Regions from separate parts of the Homo sapiens genome. Here regions 2 and 3 are each linked to region 1. A link is a loop called in an ENCODE intact Hi-C map of the cell type or tissue named here. Cell type or tissue: GM12878. All regions are shown on one strand. Each heading gives the region's core, and the rest is flanking DNA. Links, peaks and the distances in the headings are about the cores only. Region 1 overlaps MEF2C-AS1 (MEF2C antisense RNA 1). Region 2 overlaps MEF2C-AS1 (MEF2C antisense RNA 1). Region 3 overlaps MEF2C (myocyte enhancer factor 2C).

Region 1 (7,595 bases), core at 1,178-6,177:
GCACAAATCTTTAAACAAGTAGCAAATAGCACACTTAATGTATCAATTGTAGGTGCAAAGAGCAGAACGAGACAAGTATGTATCCATATTGTTTGGGGATTTCACAAAGTATAGCTTTAGAAAATTTGGACAGCACAGTGAATTTCCAATATTCCAGACAACTCATTCTGTGTGATAATGAAGATAAGAGATTCATTTGAAGTTCATCTATTGCCAAATAACTTATCCAGAAATTTTGTTGAGAACCTAGCCAGTAAATTAGACATGGAACCTTGAAGTATTGTTAACTCAGTTCAAATAATTGTATCAGGAGCACTGTCTATGTGACTCAACATTCTGTCTCTAGGTTTATACTCTTTGTGGCATGGCATATAGTAGGTACTCATTAAATATTTGTTGATGAAATGAATGAATAAACAAAGGATATCTTCCCCCAACCTATTATTCATCACACAATGCAAACCTGAGACTATATCAGTAAACAGAGAGAAACCTTATCTTAATCTGCCAAGTATGCTTTTTCTTTCTTGCCAAACTTGCCATACACAAGGGTTACATATACATTTCATCTCATTCTCAGCTTCCTCTGAGGTTTATGACTCCATGCAGCAGCCATGTTTCTCTCCACATGCACTAGTAGAATTCCTGGAAAACATGCCAGAGCAAAGAAAATGCTTTCATTCTGCTATCTGTTAAGGAATGAATTTTTTTCAAACATAAAGGAACCTCCCCATAATTATCTGTTTCTCTATTCTTCTGTCGTATGGTTTATCCCAACGCAGGTAAATCAACAATAATTTCATTAAAAGTCTAAAAATCTTAATAGTTGTTCCTTTCTTTGGAAATTAAATTCTTAGAGAATGTAATGAAGCAAGATAAACAAAAAATTTTCATTAGATTGAAATCTTTGATACTGCAATGTGTCCTGGATATATCTGTAGCCTGTTCTTTATTTTTTAACATATTATAAGAATCATAGTTCTTTTTAAAGGGAAACTTTTGAAAATATATCGCTAGTACCATATATGTAATATTTATGACATAATGCTTTACATTATAAAATGAATGTTATGTTGATATTATCATCAATATATAAACACAATTGGAAAAACAAGAAAACAAGGAAGATTCTCTTCATATTTGCAGCTTGCCATTTGTTGAATATTAAAGTTAAATTGCCAGCCCTTTATAGACTTCTCTTTTCTCTTCATAAGTTGACAAGTTTGCCCAAAACAAGACACATTATTACCACGGTGATTCTATGGCAGTGACTTTCCAGAGTTACTGCTCAGGACTTACTGCCTGAATTGATGATAGGAAGCCCTAAATTCTTCTCCTCCTCTCATGATCTTTGCAGCCTTCACCACCCCACGAAGGTGCAGATTACAATCCCAGATGCTGGCCATTTGTGTATATTCCATTGTATTTTAATTTTATAAGCATCATGGCTAGTAGAAATTTCCTATAGAATTATATTCGTAGCCAGAAATGAAAAATGACCACTTTTTTTGGCCTTTCACTTCATTGGAGCTGCACTTAAACTATTACCTATTTAATTCAAGTGTAAAAACAAAACCCACTAAATATTCAAGGTGAAAGTCTGGAGTATGTTTTAGGATGTCTTTTAACCTCAATTAAATTTCTAAATGTATTAATTCTCCATTTCACTTAGCATTTGTTAGGTGAGAAAGGGGGGCCCCAAAAGAGTTTTATAATGATTAGGGCAAGAAGCATATATTGACAAGGAGAGGCTGTGTGATGAAATTTGCCATCCTCAGTGAATACAATGACAGCACCGTGGGCTTAATACATTTTCTAAAATTTTAAACTATGGTGTAATGTTCTTTTTTTGAAAATATACAAGAGTGATGTAAATTGTGTTATTAGTAAACCACTTAGGATTGTGTTTTTAAGGCTTTTTATATTTGAACCCACAAGTAGTTTGCCAGGGAACGGTGCCCTTAATCACTCTCCGTAGCTAAGCAAACACATTAAGCTGACTTTCTAATTGGCATGAGCCGGATTTCCCTCACCATGATGAGTGTGATTTTGAAACCAAGAAACTTTAGGTTTGTCCTTTAAGAAAAGTGATTTACAGGAGAAGGTTGTGGGAGGGAAAAAGGAACTCTATTTTACCCCAAAAAGAGACAACATCCTTGCCCGAGGTAGCATTGTGACATTGCCAATGCAACAGGGTTGTGAAATACTGAGTTTTTGTTTTTGTGGTGATGTCTGAAAGTACTGGTTACTGCACCAATGTCTTGTTATCATGCATCTCTAGTTCTGGATCTACTTCCTTATAATTGCTAATGAAAACAGAGTGATGAGCAGAGCAGTGGCTAGATCTTCAGTTCAATTCTTCTGTTGTTTGTATTAATAGATGACATCTTCTGAAAATTTCTTAATAATTATATTTGGCATTTAAGAAACAAAATACAATTGTCTTTTCCTATATTTTTAAGTCTATTTAAATTTTTGACTTACAAGCTAACTTATCTTTATTTCTCTAATCCTAGGCATCCACTAAAAACAGTCTCTATTAGTGTATATTTTGCAAGTAATCAAAATCACAGTAACTGAGGAAAATTAGGACAAGCCTAATAGTAGCCAAGCTCTAAATAGGCTTTAAAATAAAAATAGGATATGTGACTCAGAATACAGTACTAGTTCTTCATCTTACAGATGTTCTCAGCCATCGGAGTCAGCGTGGGCTATGACACTGGTAAGTGTGGGTGAAATGGGTAAAATTTTGGAGAGAATGATAGGCTTTTTTTTCAGACTATCTTCCAATTACCTCATATTACTTTATGTTTTACAGAATGTACAGAAAACTTTGCCTACTCATTTCTTATTTGCCTTAATAGCAAGCTTTAAGTGAGCCTTAAATTAGTAATAGAATTGCCTCCCTCTTCTAATGGCATTTTAGGTTTATACAAAACCCATCTCAGGAAACAAGTGTCTGGCTTTAGTTACTTATCAGCTGAGTGGCTACCTCATTAAACAAAATTCACTAATGATTTCTGTCATGACACGCCATTCATTGGGCCAACAAGATAGAAAAGACAGCATCTCTGACCACGGAAGGGACATGACAGAAATGCTGTCATGATATTTATATTCCACCTACTCGAAAGACCAATTGAGAAACTCCATATGGACTCCAGTTTGCCACTAGCCCACAGAATTGAAGTTTCTTAGCTGGCTTAAATTAAGAATTTTGGGTAAGTGTAAAACTTTGCATATATTTATTTTCATAAATCTAGGCAGTTTATTTTCATGTAGTTCTTTTCATCCTACCCAATTCTCTTTTAGTTGACACAATAGGCAAAGGAAATACATTCTTAGAAAGCTTGTAAGAAGAGAGGGCCAGGTATAATAGGAGAAAGTAAAAGAACATTGCTTGATAGCTCTAATCTAAGGTGTATTAGTTAGGAAAAGGTATGTACACCTAGTTTAGAACAATAAGAAAAAGAAGGTAGCCTCCATTGAGGTAGATTGGCTGATTTGAATTATCTGAAACCCCTTCCTCTCACTTCTCAACATTGGCCAAATGGCAGGTGGTACAAGTCCAGTTCCCCAGTAAGTTCCTGTAAACAAAACTACTTATTTATAGACAGCTTCTCAGTACTGTTTTTCAGGAGCTCAGTCAGAACGCAACTCAGAGCCACATCAACTGCAAAGAAAAATAAAGATATAAAATCCTGTTTTGAAAAATTTGCTTTACAACTCGAATGAGGTCCGCCATGTATTTGGGGGGATCTTCAGCATCATGGCTTGAGAACAGGTTTAAAGAAACATAGAAATAAGCCCCATGAACTCCTGCATTGGAGCAAAAAGAAAATACGGCTGACATCATGGAAAACTGCCAGCAGAGTTAAGCAAAATTTGAAATATCTACTTCTCCTTTCTATTCTTTCTTCTTTCTTCTTTCTATAGGGCATTCATTGGAATCAGCTTCGATGGAGGAATAACTGAACCACTGTGTATACAGACAGATCATAAAGCGGTGAACTGGGCTATTGAAATACTGAAGCTTTCCCAAAAAACTTTTGCCATATTTATTTATATAATGCAAAGTAAAATAGTAATATCTTTCTTTCAAAAAATACATGTCAATGTGCTTTAATTTATTCTCATAATTCTCCATATGAAATTTGCAGATATGTGAAGATTAACTCAGCATATATTTCAAAAGGTAAAATCTTCAGTAGTTTTAATCTAGGCTTATGTTACATATAGAAAATAGTAGGAAGAGGTATAGTTGCTTATAAGGATGAAAAATATGGCAGCTTTTAGTATAATCTCTTCTTACATTCTAAAGCACTACATGTATTCACCAACAGCTAAATGAAATCACTTTACACATTCACCAATTTTTATTCAGCAACTATTAAATTCAAGACATCTTGTCTGTTCTGAATATAACTGCAAAGGTACATAAATATAACCTTATTCTTCAGAAACAAAATTTCACCAAAGAGAAAAAGTGTAAGCTTATTTGCAGCAAAGATATATTTGCTACTTGCTGGCCCACATGAGGCACCTATTACATATTTACTGAATGAGTGTATAAACCATAAAATCAAGTAATTTAAATATAACATATGATATAAGCCACAAATGTGATTAATTCCTATGGGATTTAGAGCAAGGGGCATCACTGTTAGCTGAATGATCAGTGAAGAACTCACGGAGTTGAATGAGCTGATAAAGATTTTAGTCAGGCAATAGTTCAAAATAGGGCATTGTTTGGTAGGCAGAAATAAAAGAGGAAGTCTCAGGCAGAGAGAACAAAAAGAACAAGACCATATAAGGGTAGGGTATAAATACAGGATGGGAATAAGGGAGATCCAGGAGATCAATTCTATTTGAGTAGGTGGAGCAGTAATGGGAGAAAATGGATTGGAGCCAGATAACAAAGGCCTCGGCTATTACACTGAGGACCTCACACCTTATTCTGAAGACCAGTGTTTTCCATGTCTCCTAGAGTGCTCTTCTATTGCTAAATTGCTTGAGCACTCACCACCATAAGTGTATAGTTATATATCAGAATTTTGTAAAGTATACACATTATATTGTCCATCTATATCTATCCTTTATGTATATACACAGAGATGTACATACATGAACACATATTACAAGTAGACATTTTTAAGTGTCGACTAAGTGTGACACATCTACCATAATTTTTAACCACATATGATAAATGTATTTAGTTATTTTTGTACATATTTGCTTACTACATGTCATCTGTATTCCCTGCTGAATTGTCATCCTTATAAGAGAAGGAAACATTTTCTTGTTCTTTCTATATTGCAAGTGCCTAGTGCAGAATCTGGCACAGAGTAGGTGCTTATTAAATATTTGTTTGATGAAGAAATAAGTTGAACGGTTGACTGATCAAATTTGTTTTGAGGTGAGAATAAACTAATCTGGAGCCATCAAACATTCTTCATATTTCCCACTAGAGACTCTCTATATATCACGTATTATAAACATTAACCTTCAGTCTTGAAACTATCAATGACAGACTCCATATTAAAGAAAAGATGGGAGAAACAAGGCTGTCCCATCTTGAGTATAACACTAAAATGTTCCCTTTTCTTTAACAGCTTTATTAACATATTATTAATATACAATACATTACACACATTCAATGTGTACAATTTGATGATGGATATAGTCATACACCTGTGAAACCATCACCAGAAATCAAAGTAATAGATATGTCCATCACCTCCAAAAGTTTCCTTATGTCCTTTTATTTGTTATTTTTGGTGAGTGTATCTGTGTGTGTGTGTGTGTGTGTGTGTGTGTGTGTGTGTGTGTGTTTAGAATACTTAAGGAAACTGTCTTAATATAGTTCCCATTTCTACAAACTAAAGACATAGCATTTCTTTCCACAGATGTATTTAAAAAGGAATATAAAATTCCATTTATAATTTCTTCATATAAAACGAAGTATCTCAAAATGAGTTTCCTGGAGTCCAGGGGTTCCCAATAGGATCTTTAGAGGCTTTTCTAGGATAAGGGCTAGAAAAATGTGTTTGAGGAGAGTGACTACAGACTGCTATTTCAACTAGCCATCTCCAGTTTTCTTCTTTAATAGAGATACTTTTTATAGGATACTGTTTGGAAAAAAAAGAGCTCAGACAATTAACACAATGTTTTTTAAAACCAATAATATAAAGGTGTTTAAATCCTGTAGAAATACAATAGAGCTAATTAATAACTGTGTGAAATCTAAAATGAATTTTAGTCATTTTTGTCATATTGGTTTGTTTATATATTGGCACACCTACTCCTCAATCTATGGTATTGCTGCTGAAACTACAGTAAAAAGAAATAAAACTACTACTGTAATTAAAGATGCTTTTATCCCTAAAAGTTGTTGGTGATTATTCTTTTTTGTCTTCCCAAATCCATCTCCTCCCCTTTACTACTTATCAACTGGTCTCCCTTGTTAGTTGGCGTCTGGTCAAGGTCAACCAATGGGACGCATTGGAGGGAGATGAGACCATGGGAAGAGAAGAAAGCCATAGCTTATTTTCCAGTTCCTACCTGCATTCACACTGTATGTCTAGCAGTAGCTTCATCTGCCTCTTGGTTTCCTTTTCCACAGTTCTAGTAGTCACTGGACTCTAGTAACACTTTTTCCTTCTGTTCAGGTCCTAGCAGGTTAACAACTTTCCACTGTTGCTATTCTCTGGATCTTCACTATTTCTTTGTTTGCTCCTTTGCTCCTCTCACACCTCTGTAATTAATTTCTTGTCTCTTTATTTGAGCCATCTGGTGAATGATGTTTCCTACCATTTTCTTGGCTGATACAAAGTTAAAGCCTATTAAAACATCTAAAACTAAAATACAGAAAATTAAAATACTGGTCATTAAAATTTTTACCGTTGATTCAACCTTGTTTACCATGTCTCCAATATATCATACTGTACATTCTTTTTGCCAAAAACAATAACTACTCTATATTCTTAGAGACTATTAGCAAATTAAAACTAAAGAAAAAGTTCATATAATGTTATGTAAAAGAATGTCCAGAAAAATTATTACTTCATTGTAAATAAATATTCAGAACTCTCCATTCTGCACTTGCATGCAAGCTAGAAGGTGACAAGACCACATAACTCACCTCACAAAGCCAGAGAAGACTAAAGAAATATCCTCAAAAAAGTTCAAAGAGTAAATTTATATATGTGCACATGTTCACTTAACTACAAAAAAAGCAGAATATGTTATTATCCGAGGCCCAAGAGACTAGTCAATGACTAGTAGCAAAATAGTTTTGCTTAAGTGTCCACTACTGTCTGTATTTCCGCAAAAAAAGTATAGCTGGCAAGCACCTTAATAATCAGAACTAGCATTTACTCTAAAAAATGTTGTCTCAAGAAACCCTGAAAAAAATGTATGACATGAACATGAAGAAACTTTAATAAGACAAAATAAATAAAGAATTGTATGTTTTGAACATATTCTTGAAAAGACATCATAGAAAGTTTCCATAGAGCTTTTTGGAAAACACTGACTGGTTATTTTTATGTAGCTGAAAAAAAAAAGCACGATATTTTACAAAGGAATAAAGAAAA
Region 2 (7,595 bases), core at 863-5,862, 69 kb after region 1:
TTATGTTTTTAATTTGTATTTGTATTGTGATTCTTTGTATTCCTCTATTCAAAAAGTAAGTTTTAAATCCTTATCTGTCAATATCACCTAAAAACCCAACTCAGGATCCTAGCAGAGAGGTCTACAGACTGTTACAAAACTCAAACTGGTACATGTGAGCAGGTCCTGTGCCCTAATTCATTAGGTTTCATGGCATTTAAGACATGGGAAAGGCATCTCCAATTTAGGCAGCATGTCTAGATAGAAGCAGAGAAGGATTTGGAACACTAGTCTCTGTGTAGTCCACAAACAGCCTACTAAATAACCACAGATTCCCCAATATTACAATGAAATCCTAAAAAGAGATAACTACTCAGAGCACTTTTTCCATGCCTATCACTTGTGAACAATATAACGTGAGAACTGGTCTTCCCCTCCAAGGATGGGATATATTCAAAAACAACTATCTATTTTATAATTTAGGACACTCTAAGCAGAGCATCAAATATTTCCCACAATGAAGACAGAAATCTTTCTAGGAAGAATGTCCTCTATGCAGTGATCACTCTCTATTAATATTTTTTGACCTAAGTTAAAAAATAAGGGGAAGAGAGATGTAAAGAAAGAAATTTTTTATGCCCTAAGATGAAGCTTCTCTCCATCTGCCCATTAACCTCTGTCCATCTCAGACATGGAAACAATAAATTAGCGGACATGCATGAGAAAACCATTATGTAACTCTGCAGTCATAATCTAATGACCTCTAAATCTGCTGCTTTTTTTTTCTTTTCTCCGTTTTGAACCATGTAGTCACATATTAAATCAAGTAAGAGTGGAAGAAAGCTGAACACAGACTTAAGAAAAGCACCTAGGAAAAAATCTCTTTTATAATAGAAAGAAATACAAAATGTACTAAAAACAAAACCAATGAACATTATTTGCTATAATTGAAAATTAAATTTTACCAAAATTAGTATGTGTATCTTCAAACCTATAAATGATATCTGTCAAAGACAAGGGTCTTAAATGTTGACTCAGAAGGTTGGCAGAATTCTGAGAAAAAAAAAGGGTTCAGTAAGTTATTCCGATGCACTCCTCACCAAAACAGCACTCATAAAGGGAGCCTATAAGCTGAAGCCAACATCCTGTTACTACATCAACTTTAGAAGCATGGAGACACTACACTAACAAAAAGAAGTTAATGCTACTTTAAGAAAAGCAGGTAGCAATTTGGCAGCTCAATAAAATTGTTGATTTCACAATAGGCAATTAATTCTATATCATGAAAAGTTCTTTTCCCTATTACATATCAAGATAATTGTTACCAATACTACTATAGAATCTCAAATATAGCCCTACCCTCATGGTTTCTTATATACTTCTAGTGGCTTGCTGGTATAACAACTACTTCTCTGGGGGAAAAAAAAGTGTGTGTGCATCTATGTACACAAGTTAATTATAAATTGTACCAATATAAAGGGCATGTAGCACACAATATAATGAGAAAGATGAAAGTGATACAGTAAAGATATAGCAGAATGCACCTATTTGTCAGTTATGTATGAGTAACTTCATTGAATCAAATAATAATTTTCAAATATTGGAAGACTAGCTCCTCAATTTTTATGCTATTCATAATGTAATGAACACAAGCGAGGCACTGAAATTTAACCTGCCGGGTTAACATTTTCTCCATCACTTTCTTAAGTTTGTACAATCAACAAAACAATAATTCAATCCCCAATTATTAACATTTAGTAATTTTCATGGTGTAAACGCTACCACCATGGCTGATTCAAACTACTGATGTGGCATCGATGGATAGGGAATTATGAAGAGATACACAATAATACATCATTGTTCAGTATTTCCACTATGATATAGTCAATGTGAATAATCATGAAGGCAAAGGTAACAGTAAAAAGCAGTAAATGAATTAGGAAATAATGTATTTAAATACATCTTTTTTATTTCAATATAATTTATTTAATTGTAAGCTTGCATTACAAATATTTTTAATAATGGCCTTGAGGGCAGATCACTTAAGCCCAGAAATTAGAGACCAGCCTGGGAAACATAGGGAGATCCTGTCTCTAGAAAAAATACAAAAATTATCCAGGCATGGTGATGCATGCCTGCAGTCCCAACTACTTGGGAGGCTGAGGTAAGAGGATCAATTGAGCCCAGGAGGTCAAGGTTGCAGTGAGCCATAATTGTGCCACTGCACTCCAGCCTGGGTGACACAGCAAGATGTGCCTCAAATGATGACTGATGATGATGATGATGATGATGATGATGATGATGATGATGGCCTTGAACAACTGGCTTGCAAAATTAGTGAAAATTTAACAATTAGCTCTGATGAGCTGGTGAAAGCTTGCTCCAGCACATCTTTTGATATTCCCCTGGGCTATTCCCAACAAATATTGTTTTCCAAAATGTTCACTCTGATTTTGTTGCTTGGGCCTCCTAACCTCTCTTACTCATGGAAATAATATTATTGATTACGGCTAGGTGGAAACAGGCCCTAAATAAAACTTTGCATTTGTAATAATTAAAATTCCTTGTAAAAGAACATTTAAACTTGAAGTCCATTTAATTGCAAAAGAATAAACACGAAGGAGAAGTTTAATTAGGCTCAGTGACAACTTCAAAGGCTGTGGAATGTGCTCAAAAGTCACCTTTGAATCACCACAAACATCTCTTTCACTTTTATTCTTTTCTGGTTAAACAGACTGCAAGTTTAAATGTCTTGCTTACTAAAATGGGCAAACATTTTATAGTGATTCCAAAGGTGACTTCTGAGCACAATCCACAGCTTTTGAAGTTGATGTCACTGCTTCTAATTAAATCTAATTACACTGAAGAAGCTGCTATGAGATAGGAAAAGGGAAGGCTGTATATTAAAAGCTAAATGCAAATGATCTCAATTTGGAAAAGTATGCTTAATATTTGCTCAGTTGTCAATATTCCCTCTAAAACTACCCACATCCAGGGGATCTTCTTTCACTTTTATGCTCTCTTAAAGAAGAAATGCTCTCAGACTAACTTGTCCTATGCAAATTGACTATTTTTTTTTTATTTTAATTTTTCCAGGCTGTTTGACCACGGTAGAGTAAATAAGACCTTCTGTACAGGGTTAAGAATTTTAGAAATCATTACTAAATAGATTTTTTAATACTGATGTCTTGCCAAATCAGAAGACAAATAGTGTGAAATAGCTTTTAATGTTTATCTACGTTGAGTTCTTAATCATAAAGCTTTAGCTCAGCATGAGCTTTTAGTTTACACTGAATGAGGAAGAAAGGTTTTAGTTTTTGCAGCATATATATTTCTAGTGCTCCTTTCTGATTTTATGGGCAATCCTGTCTTCATGCTTTCTTAATCTTGAAGCTTTTTCAAAGGCAACATACTGTGCCAAATGTACAGCGATTATGTAATGTGGACAAAAATCCAGTGGGAAATGTGTAGAGCAGATCAAAATCATTCCACTTAAGACCTTTTACAGTCATTTGATCTAATGATGTTCACTAACGTTTGATGTACTAAAAGGCAACCACTGTGTGAACATAAGGTTTGCATCAACATGTGACTTCTCAGTGAAACCGAGATCATTGTGGTCTTTTGAAGACAGTTTTACATACAAAATAATAATATCTATACAGTCCCATGACACACTTTATGAATCACTAAATTTTATGCCACTTCCTATGAAAAATCTTTCTCATGTCAACTGGTCATCAAAGCAGTGTCTTATATGCATGGGAAGCAAAATGGGGAATTTCATTGATTACCCAAATTGAAAGTATAGCTCATATAAATTTTTGGAGAAAAAGTAAATTGTCATCTAGTTTACTAACTTTGACACAGCCACAGATCAAAATTGTTCCATAAACTTATTTAAGCTAGAAAATATTTCCTCATTTCTTTTCATGTTCTACTCTTCAGTTACTTTTTTTCAAGGTTCACCAATACTGTGCACTTCAGGATTCAACTATACATGAGTAACTCTACTATAAGCTCAGACATGTAAAGAGCTTGGAAATCATCACTCCTGTTCTTACAATAAGAAAGAGCTGAACAAACAGAAATGCAACGACTTTTCTTGAGAGAACTGAGATTACAGGGTAAATTTCTATCTAGATATCTGGAAAGACAGCCAAATCCAGAGATTCACAGTATTCCAGGAAAGATTTGCTTACCTGGGGTAGAAGTCTCTGGAGCTCATAAAATGGTAGGAGCACTTAAATGGTAATTTTGCCACATTGCAAAGGCTGAATGGACTAGCATGAGAGTGTAAAATTCCTGGGGTCACAGACTTAGGGAGGCCCCACAATTTTGTTGGCTTTACCTCAAGGAATCCCACCAGATTCTCACAGCGAAGAGCCAACAAAGATCCTTCAGCCAGAAGCAGGAGTTAAAGCTTCAAGGAAATAGGTTAGGAATGCTACGGCCGGAGAAGTAGAGAAGAGGCCTAAGGGAAACCTATACCACTGGCAAAACACTTACCAAAGTCATAGCCCTAAAACACAGGCCCACTGAAAGAGTAGTGTTTAATTGTAAGATTACAGAATTTTTCACCTCTTGCGTTCCTTTGCACAGCAACAGCACTCTGGTATAACAACAGTGGACCATAGCTGAAAGAGCTTCAAGATGTCCACTGTCTTTGAGGAGGAACATTTAAGGGTGTCCAAAGTCAACAGGAGAGAAACATCAAGGACACTAGAGGAATTTAAAGCTTCTGGCACATATTAGCTACAGCAAACATAAACACGGACCAACTCTCAGCAAAATTAACATAAATCCTTACTCTATAAGCCTAATTATGAAAGTTCTTATTATCTAATATATCACATCAAGCAAAAAACTTACAAGGTATACTAAAAGAAAAGAAGACACATAGTCTGAAGAGACAAAGCAAGCATCATCAGGACAGTCTCAGACATGACATTCCATGTTAGAATAAGACAGGAATTTAAAATAACAAATATGATTAATGTGTTAGGGCTTCAACAGAAAAAGTAGACAACACGCAAAAATAGATGGGTAATGTAAGTAGAAAAAAGAAAATTTAAAGAAAAAAACAAAAAGGAATAGTGGAAATTAAAAATGATACAACAAATAATGTCTTTAATGACCCTGAGAGTGACATCAGCAAGAGGATGAGATGAGAGACCAGCACTCATCTCCTCACAGAAATATCAGTTTGAACAGCTTCCATACACACATGGAAATAACTTCACAAGAGCTAAGAAATTCAGGTGAGAGATTACAGCACCTGACAGGAGCACATAAATAAGAAAAAGATGCTTTGAAGAAGGCAGAAAGGACAGTTTCACATTACCCTCATTATCCCTCCCCCTAGCTCAGTAAGTATGGTATAGAAAGAGATACCCTGTGCTTGGCGGAAGTACAAACTGATCACCTGATATTGCTGTGAACCCCAGCACCAGACTGGTCCCTGCAACTCCAGGCTATAGGCCACTCCCTACAGACACAGTCCCCAGGCCTGACCCAGCACAGGCTATAGGCTGGCCCAAGGCCGGATAGGCCTCATGAAGCCAGAACCCATACCTGCTCCCACAGACTCAGGCTCCAGGCCACACACCATGGACCCAGGCTCCAGGCATGCACTGGTGCCAGACCTGCCCTTGTACACCCAGGTTTTAGGCCCATGACAGCACCAGAACAACCCTATGGCTTCAGGTTCCAGGCATACCCTAGCACTAGGCTAGCTCTTAAGGACCCAAGCTCCAGGCCAGCCACCATGGCCCCAGGCTTCAGGCTTGCTGCAGTCATTCTACATCAGCCCAAGTAGACCCAGGACCCATGCCTGCCCCCACAAACTCAGACTCCTAACAACCTCAGCATCAGGCCTGAGCAGACCCAGGCTCCAGGCCCACCCCCATATTTCTGGGCTACAGGTCCACCAGCATGGACCCAGACTTCAGGCCCATTCCGTGTTCCCAGGCAATAAGCCACGTACATCTGTGGGCCACAGATCAAAGCTCCAGGCCCACCCCAGTGCCAGGATGGCACCTGTGTAGCCCCAGGCTCCAGGCCAGCCCGCATGAAACCAAGACCCAGGCCCTCCCCTACAGACTCGGGATCCAGGTCAGTTCAGCATCAAGCTAGCACCTACAGAACCAGTTCTTAGTCCTACCCTATGGCCCAGGCACCAGATCTGCCCCTGTGGACTCAGACTCCAGGCCCACCCCAGTGTGAGGATGGCCCACTGGGACCCAGGTTTCAGGCCTACAGCAGTGCAAGGATAGCTTTGATAGCTCCAGATTCTAAAGGAGTCCCTAAAGACCCAGGACCCAGGCTTGCCCCTATGAGCTCAGTCTCCAGGACTGCCTCAGTGGGTGCCAACACCAAACTGGCACACATGGCCCCGGCTCCAGGCTCAGCCATATATAACTAGATACGATGCCTGCATATATGCACCAAGGCTCCAGGCCTGGCCTCACCCTCATCACCATGCCCGCCCTAGTGGACTCCAGCAGGAGGCCCGCACCTGCAGACTCAGGCTGTATTTCAGCCAAGCTCTAGACCCACACCACTGGACCCAGATGCTAGGCCTATCCCCAAAGATCAAGGCCCTGGGATAGTCTTTGCAGACCTGGGAGCCAGACCCTCCAGCCCACTGACCCAGGCACCAGGAAGCCTCCCTCCCTTGCACCAAGGACTTCAGAAGCAAGCATGCATGTACCCCATTGGCTGTCCTACCTAGTATCTCTAGAAGGGTGAAATGATGACGGACTTTCCCTGCCAAAGCCGGTCTGTAAACACTAGAAGAGGTGCCTACTTCTTCAAGTGTGCAGATCCCAATGCAAAGCCAGAAGGATCACAAGTACTCAGAAAAACATGACACCCATTAAAGGAACAAAATAAAGCATATGTATAGTCCCTAAAGAAAGAAGAGACCTACAAACTGTGGAATAAATAATTCAAAACAATCATCTTTAAGAAGTTCAGTTAGGCTGGGTATAATAGTTCACAGTTGTAATCTCAGCACTTTGAAAGTCCAAGGCAGGAGAATCACTTGAGCCCAAGAGTTCAAGTCCAGCCTGGGCAACATAGAAAGATCCCATTTCTTAAAAAAAAAAAAAAAGAAAAAGAAAATTAATTAGCTAGGTATGGTGATGCTTGCCTGTATTCCATATAGTGCCTATAGCTACTCAGGAAGCTGAGGTGAAAGGATCGCTTGATCCCAGAAGTTTGAGGCTACAGTGAACCATGATTGAGCCACTGCACTCCAGCTTGGATGACAAAGCAAGACCTTAACTTAAAAAAAAAAAAAAAGCTACAAGAGAATACAGAAAGACAATTAAGTAAAATCAGAAGAAAACCAATACATCAATACATGAACTAATGAGTTCAACAAAGAAACCACAAAAAGAAACTAAACAGAAATACTGGAGCTAAAGAACACAATGACTGAGTCAAAACTTTCCACAGACTTCTTCAACAGTAGACCCAATCAAGCAGAAAAAAGAATCAGCAACCTTGAAGATAAGTCATTTGAAATTACCAAATGAATAATAATAACTAATTTTAAAAGAAGTAAAAAACAACCTACAAGTTTTATGGAACACCATAAAACAAACCATTTT
Region 3 (7,595 bases), core at 1,296-6,295, 470 kb after region 1:
TGAGCTCTTACTTTGATGAGGTTCAATTGCAATCATGTTGGAGTCGAGTACGTAGAGTTTCCACCCCTGCTGGCTCCTCAAACCACTACAAACATCCGCACGTCACTACAGTGCTGAGTAATGGCAGGATTTGGGCTGGCTGATTTCTCTACAGATTTTTTTTTCCACAGGATATTTTCAGCTTCTTTGTACTAAATCTGTTGCAGGGTTTGCCCTTTTTAGCAGAAGCATGCTCTAAAATTAACATCAAATCTTATTGGAGATTACTATAATACATGAGAAATATTTCATAATTCAACATCCAGTGTCTGTACTGCTTTGCTAAAATTTTAGTACATTTATTACACATTTTTAAAAGTCAGTCAGTTGTAAGGCTGGTAAGTATTTTCTATATCATCAGCATTTTGTAACAAATATTTTGAATTTTCCTCTTGAGAGGGATACAGTTATTAAGTGAATAGATGATCAGGTATATATTTAATTATCATAAAGAAAATGCACATAATGTTTTTCCTGGCATTACCAAATTTATCACTATGTTAAAAATTCCATTGTATTTTCATTTTTCTTTGCAGTTAACATCTGTTGGTTGAGTCATAAGAACAATTACATGTCCCATCAAGGCTAATGTCCTATAAGATGCATAGCATGTATTTCAATTCTCTAACAGTTTTTAATGTATGATTAGGATGAACAGATATGTTCTAATCCATCTGCTCTGAGAACTGTGACAGCCTGCATCAAGTACCAGCAGATGATCAGTGATAGCCATAATTAGCATATATATATAAATACAGTGTATTTGTTTATATTCACAAGAAAGTAGGGTAATTGATTAAAGCCTTCAGAACCTGTGTCAGACACCAGTCATAGTGGGATTAATTTAACTGTTTCTGCTTTGACATCAAAATATTCTAGGTAAACTGCTGCAGTTGTTCAAAATCTAAATCTATGGATCAAATCTTCATACAGGTATTAGACTTTAGAATCAGATGAGCCAGATGTGAATAGGAGCTACTCCTCCTCATGAGGCTGTTTTTAATCAGTCATTTCCCTGGAGTAGCACACAATCAATGAGCTCTAAATCCTGAGGCTACCTGCGCTTGTAGGAAGGCCTGGGAACATCATTACAGAACTTACAATTGGGCATATGTGAAAAAATTAGAGCAGAAATTAAGGGTAAGAAAGGTTAACTTCAGAAGTCTTACTTTGGTACTGCTTTTTTAGAGGGAGGTAAAGAGATAATTTCAAATGTTAAAAAAAAAATAGAATATTAAGCCCAACTTCTAAATGCAGAGAATTTCTATTAAAAGATCATTATAAGCAAGCCAAATAAAAGTTATTATTGATTTATGTTAGCCAGAACTGTTTAAACACGTGTATTATTTCGAGAATGTACATGTGGGTCCATTTCAGGATGAGTAAATAAATGTAAAGATTCTTTTTCGCTAGTACCTCTGCAGCTGTATAGAATGGCTTCAGAAGTCCTATGTGATACTTTGGTGTGCAGTCAATTGACACACTGTGTCTGGAGCTAATGTACATAAGGAAATTTAGTTCCACTTGATAAGACACATGCTTAACTGGCTTTAAGAAAATAAACCAAGAACAATGTGTGAATGAAACAGAGAACTTGGCACTTGACTGTATGGAAGCCCATGAGCCATGTGGTTTAATTGGGGCCAGTTGGGATCATTTAATGATTGCTGTCAGAAGATCAGATTTAATTCTCCTTATAAGAAGACCACAGTGGGATAGAGTTAAACAAATTGTCATCAGAGGTTTCAGATGAACAAAGCCTTAATTAGGTTGATTAGGATGCTGTAAAAGAGATGAAGAGAAATAGAAAAATTGATGAATCACTGAGTTCCATGTTGAGCCACATATAATAGCAATATCATATATATTTTGAGAGATAGTATTATAGCATTTTGAACATCACATATTTGAGCATGTAAAGTTTCTGTGTAAACCTTCTAAATGTGAAGGTTTAGAGATAAAAATAAATGACATTCCACTTAAATAACAGATGATTTATCTAGCATTTTCTCTTTAATGTACAACAAAAACATTGGCAGGGGGACAATGGTATTTCTTCCCATTTCAAGGTCATCTTTAAATGTTAAGTAAATTGGAAAATAAATAATGAAAGAAGCAAATTATTTTCAAGGACATAATTTTCAATCATTTAACATAATATTTGAATGCAGAGTAAAATAAAGCTTTTACTGAGAACGTCCTTTTAGGCATTCACACCACGATCTTAATAATATTGTGATTATTTACTGGTGATAATACTCAAGACAACTCAGGTGTCTTAAAATGTACTCTTATTGTTTTATTTACACATTTCGACAGACTAAAATGTGTTTTTCCATGTGCTGTGCACACATGTGCACACATGCACAAATGTATCAGTAAGACTGAAATATGTGTTCAACACTTATAGGCATATGAGAAAAATATTTTTAGAGTATTTCCATTTTAATCGTGAAATATGATATATTAAAGATGAAGAATATAACGAACATAATTTTTTTCTAACAGGGTCATGAGATGCCTGGGAATTTAGATGTTTTTATCATAATAGCATGAAAATCTATAATAGCAACATCTCCAACTTCTAGCCTAGCTTGCTTTACAGACTATTTTGTTTGACTGAGGTTGATGTTGTATAGTGCTTAACTTGCTTTGTTCAATAACAGCAACAAAAATCCAGCTGCATGTGCTTACTGAGAGGTTAGAGCTGGGGAACAGAACACAATCTGATGTTAAATTGTAGCTCTTGCTTTGTCATAAGACAGTGCAGGCTTTACCTTTGTGGTGAGCCCTACCACATCACTCAGAGGCCTTTGAAAGAAAACATGGTGGCTGCACTGTTGTGAAAAATTAGAAAAACAAAGACATGATAGAACCCTGAATTAATTACCTAATATGATGTGGAAAGACTAAAAGCTGTGGTAGGGTTGGATAGCACAAGGTTCTTCACATATTTAGACCATTTGGAGTTTATTTTGGCATGGGAATAGAGAATGCTATTTTAGCTGCAGTGTGAAAAAAGTGTCCAAGACAAAATAGACCATGGATAACTATGACAGGGAGACTGTGCTTCCCTCACAGTTATTAAATTGTTTATAATGCAATACAATTGTATAAAGGTATGTGTCTCCTAAATTCTGGAACTGTGTAAATAAAATGATGTATGTCAGGGATAATGGCAGGTTAGGCCCACTTATTAAATTAATTGCAGGGGTTAAGAAAACGAGTTCCTTTTTAGCCTTATTATATTTCTGACATACATTTCATCTCTTTTTGTCCTTGGGGAAAGATATTAAAGTAGGACTAGAAGCATTAATGTAGAGTTTTCAGCAGCCGTGGTCATGGGGAAAATTGATGTATTTCCCTAGTTATTTCCACTTTTGCAGCCTGAAGCTCTTCCGTAGCTGATATGTAAGAGAAACTTCTTAATTTTTTTAACACTGTAAATTTATTCTTCATTTGGTGATTATTGTTACAGGATAAATGAGGCATTATCTGTCAGAATTGCTAATCATTAGCTTTGGAAAGTGAGATCTTCATGGTAAATGTAAGGACTACACTATTCACTTGATAGCATTACTATATGATAGGACTTTCACTTTATGCCTTCAAACGGAAGCAATCATACGAGCAGCAGGCCATGTTCCCAGTACTACTGTGTACCCAGGATTCACATATAGTACCACATGTTATGATCATAACCATCCTACAAATGAAGATTTTTTTCCCAGTTATGGGTAGGGCAAGGAAACAACAGTTCCAAGGGATTAAATAATCAGTCTGGAGTCACACAGCGTCCAAGTACCAAGCTAGAATTCTAACCCTGTTTTTTCTGACCCCAAAATCCATTTAACTTCCAATTCTCAGTATCAATTATTCTAATTCCACATAGGAGATGCTATGTAAATATGGCGAAGTATTAAGTGAGGTTATCAATCTGCTTCTGTGTAAGCAAAAATAGTAAAATATTTTTAGTAGTAGTCAGTAAAAGTAGAAGCTGAAGAAAAGAAAATACGTCAGTTGAGAGATACACATCTTAACTGATTGTCAGTCAACGAATAGTCATTAGCTCTTTCTATATGTTTGACACTAGGGTATATATTGTGGATAAAACGGTGAAACAAACAAATAAAACAGATGTTGAGGAAGACAAGCAAACATACAGTTTCAATTGCTGCGAGTGCTGCAAAGGAGAAGGACTCAGTGCTTAGATCTTATGAGAGGGAAATTCGATGTCATCAGGAGGGCGTGGAGTACTTCCTGAGGAGGTGAAACTGAAGCTGAGACAGAAGGGAGGAGAAGTCAAGGAGGTACAAAAGGAAAGGAGGAACATCCAGGCAGAAAGAATTGCCTAGTACACAAAGGCCTAGTGGCAGGAAGGAGCATGGCAGATGTGAGGAAATGGAAAAGATGGTCAACATTATTTGTATATGTGGTACTATGTTACTGAGACTTGAAGATGGTTTGAAATTCATATTGATACTAAATTGGAATAAATTAGGAAAATAAATTGGCATATGGCATGATGGTATTTATCTAGTGGAAAAGAATAGCTGTTCTTTTATTACCCTTAGAAGAGTGAGTCTTGGGTATGTGATTTGGAAATAAACTCAGAATGCACTCATAGCTAAGGTAATGGTATATTTATAAAATACATGGTAAGCTTAGAGAGAAATGGAGCAACTTTCAAGGCCAAAGAAATCCTCCTCAACTCAAGACATCACGCAGTCGAGCATCAATAGGAGTAGTAATTTGGTTATACCTTTTGAAGTTCAGAATAGCTCCTAATGGAAAAAAAGTAAAAGTTCTGCCTGTTCCTTTTAACCAAAATATAATTGCATGCTTCATACATTTTATCAAACAAATCACAAAATAGAAACCTAAATGTAACTAGATGTAACATATTGAGCAAAGTTTTCCACTTAAAAAGATAATGAATCATTTAATTATTTGATTTAGCAATACTAGGTTTGCAGCAACTGGGCTTATGATCATTTTTGCCCCTTACGATGTATCCAGCTTGTATTTATTTAACAGTATTATTTAGTGTTGTGTGATAGAGTGTGCTCAGTTTTCAGCTTTGAGTTTTTACAAAACATTATTTGAGGATACTAGTGTTAGTGAAAATGTAAGTCAATCAAAAAGATCTGCTAATATGAATCAAAGAAAACCGGAATTTTTTTTTGAAAATTGACATCACATATTTCAATGTTTTACCATTATTCATAGGCTGTTTTTATTTAAGTGACTGCATTGTACTTATTGCAGAAAAATACATGCTTTGCAAAGATAAGTTTAGCAGAAGAGAATTAATTTCTTCCCACATCTTTTAATGTGGCATGGCAGTTTCACTCTAAGATCAAAACACATAACTGAAGGTTATGTTTAACTTCTAAATCAAAGTGTTGTGGGAAGATGATTGAAATCTGATGATGACTCAGATACGCTTGATATGTGGTTTTCTTCCTACAGAAACCTTATGTAGAATGCCATTTCCATGTTAGAAAGAACCTAATAGTGAGGAGATTAAATAGTTTCACTATAGATGCAGAGTTTGTGTTATTCACTTTGGTTCCTAGTTTGAATTTTTTTAAAGAACCTCGAGAAACTCAATAACCATAAGAATCTTTTCCCCCTCAGTATATCTTTTTTTTTTTTTTAATGTGGGAGCAAACAAATGATTAGCATATTTTACCAGCATGCATTGATTTTTTTTTTGCCGGTTTTCATAATTCTTTTTTTTAACCAAAAGTTTTAATGTATCTATTTTGGTTCTTTGCTTGCATATTTTTCATTTGCCTCAAAGGGTAAATTCCAATTATATGACTGCATTAACTGTGTACGATGACTTTTGTAAGGCCTGGTAAACAATAACTGAGATATATCTGCTATTTCAATGAAGTCAATGTGTTTGTTTTCTTATTTTCATTTCTTAAAGCAATCATAATAAAACACTAACCTAGAGCTGACATGAATTTTTCTCAGGTGTTTTAAAGATGGAAATTAAAAATCACGCTCCCGGTCTGAATTGTCCTCATTGTCCCTTATCTGAACCTCTCCAAGGCCTCTGTGTGTGGGGTGTGCAGCACAGCACACTCAGACGGTTCTGCTCAGAGAAGGAAGTGGAGAGTTTTGGTTCCCATTTTACACTTCTGGAACAGTTTAGGGAAGGAAGCACCTTTACACCTTTTATTGTTCGTGGTTGCTGACATCATATCCTTCCCTGACCAGTCTGTGTGCGTGTTTCCTGCCATTCTGTCAAAATTCTTCTGTGCTACTGGGAGAGATTTGTAGGAGGGAAGGAGGGAGGAAGAGGGCAAGAAAGAGTGAGGGAGGGAGGAGGGAAATGGAGGGGGGAGGTATGTGTCACTCAAGGGAACTTGTTTGTAAATGAGATAGCCCAGTGGGAGAATGATCTTTAGCATCTGTCCAGAAGAAATTCTTCTCGACTTGGGTCTCAAACCACTTTGCCTTCATCTGCCTGCTTATGCCAAACTCAAAATGAGCAGAAGCCTGCCATAATGAAGTTCCCCTTTTTAGTAAGCAGCCTCATTTTAGTTTTCTTTTATCTGGGTTGGCATTTTTTCTTTAGAAAAAAAAAATGCAGAAGACTGTAATTCTATAGAGTGTAACTATAGTAGAGCAGTTCTTCATCTTTTTTTTTTTAAATTAGTGATTATTTATATGTAGCTCTGTCATTTTCTAAGAATGCTTCTTTCCTGTGGAAAAAAAGTAGTGGCAAGGCTGTTGGAATTATTTTAAGCTTATGGTTGATTGTACGTAATGAAAGTTCTCAGCATAACTTGAAATTTTACTACATGTAGGCTAGCTGTTATATTCCTTTTTCATATACACACAAAACAGTTTTACAGATTACTAAAGTTAAATAATCTCTTTCTTCGCCTCTCTAGGCCTCCTACAAATTGATACTTGAAACTGACCTTTTAATATAGTTTTTGCATAAAAATTAGGTTAGAGAAAATGTTGTGCTAAGAAAACAATGCGTGAGCTATTGTTGACCTTCCTAATTCTTTAAATTTTTAGTGACAGCCTTGAAATGTGGTGACCCATAATCAAATGTTCTAAACCACGTTTCATGATAGACTTTACTTCATGACCAGTTACTTAGTGTCATCATCACCACATATTACTCTGCACGTGTACTTCATACTAAATTTTGGATTTTAGAAATGTTCTGAAGGCAATACCTCAAGAAATATTTATACAGAAAACAAAAGTTTAGTTCTATTGAAATTTAAACTTGCTTCTCTCTACATTGCTTTGCATATTTCAAAAAAGAAAATATATTCAATGGCATTTTTATCAACCACTTATATATACATAGATACATACACACATTCTCTTTGGCAAAATTTTTTTCCAGCATGTTTTAAGAAATTTTTTTTTAAGTCCTTGCTCTGCTCTTTTTAAAAATGGTCTCATTCAAAGTTGTGAAATATGGGGTGATGATATGGAGGAACTCTCCTAAGTTTGGTTCATCAGGAACTCTCTCTGTCTTTCTGAGACTTTTCTCCAAGGATGTTTTGCTGCTTGTT

What was found. Peaks named below come from ENCODE experiments on the same cell type or tissue, not always from the same donor. Only the 100,000 strongest peaks of a DNase experiment are listed, where the experiment ranks them.
Region 2: a loop joins it to region 1, with 4 times the contacts of the local background. A loop is called at or near these places in 2 of 110 quality-filtered maps.
Region 3: a loop joins it to region 1, with 3 times the contacts of the local background. A loop is called at or near these places in 2 of 110 quality-filtered maps.

What each region holds. Positions count from the first base shown.
Region 1 is chr5:89,297,800-89,305,394 of GRCh38, reverse strand. The region is part of intron 7 of MEF2C-AS1 (MEF2C antisense RNA 1); the gene reads right to left. Among named protein-coding and RNA genes, the nearest start is that of LINC02161, 280 kb to the left of the region's middle. In GM12878, for the core only: no CTCF peak of the experiment used is centred there; DNase peaks (open chromatin) are centred at 2,144, 3,018, 3,614 and 4,769; H3K4me3 peaks cover 1,961 bases; H3K27ac peaks cover 4,175 bases.
Region 2 is chr5:89,228,343-89,235,937 of GRCh38, reverse strand. All of the region lies in intron 7 of MEF2C-AS1 (MEF2C antisense RNA 1), which reads right to left. Among named protein-coding and RNA genes, the nearest start is that of MEF2C-AS1, 350 kb to the right of the region's middle. In GM12878, for the core only: no CTCF peak of the experiment used is centred there; a DNase peak (open chromatin) is centred at 3,557; H3K4me3 peaks cover 958 bases; H3K27ac peaks cover 3,973 bases.
Region 3 is chr5:88,826,019-88,833,613 of GRCh38, reverse strand. All of the region lies in intron 1 of MEF2C (myocyte enhancer factor 2C), which reads left to right. Among named protein-coding and RNA genes, the nearest start is that of MEF2C, 53 kb to the left of the region's middle. In GM12878, for the core only: a CTCF peak has its summit at 4,403; DNase peaks (open chromatin) are centred at 4,273 and 6,263; H3K4me3 peaks cover 3,445 bases; H3K27ac peaks cover 5,000 bases.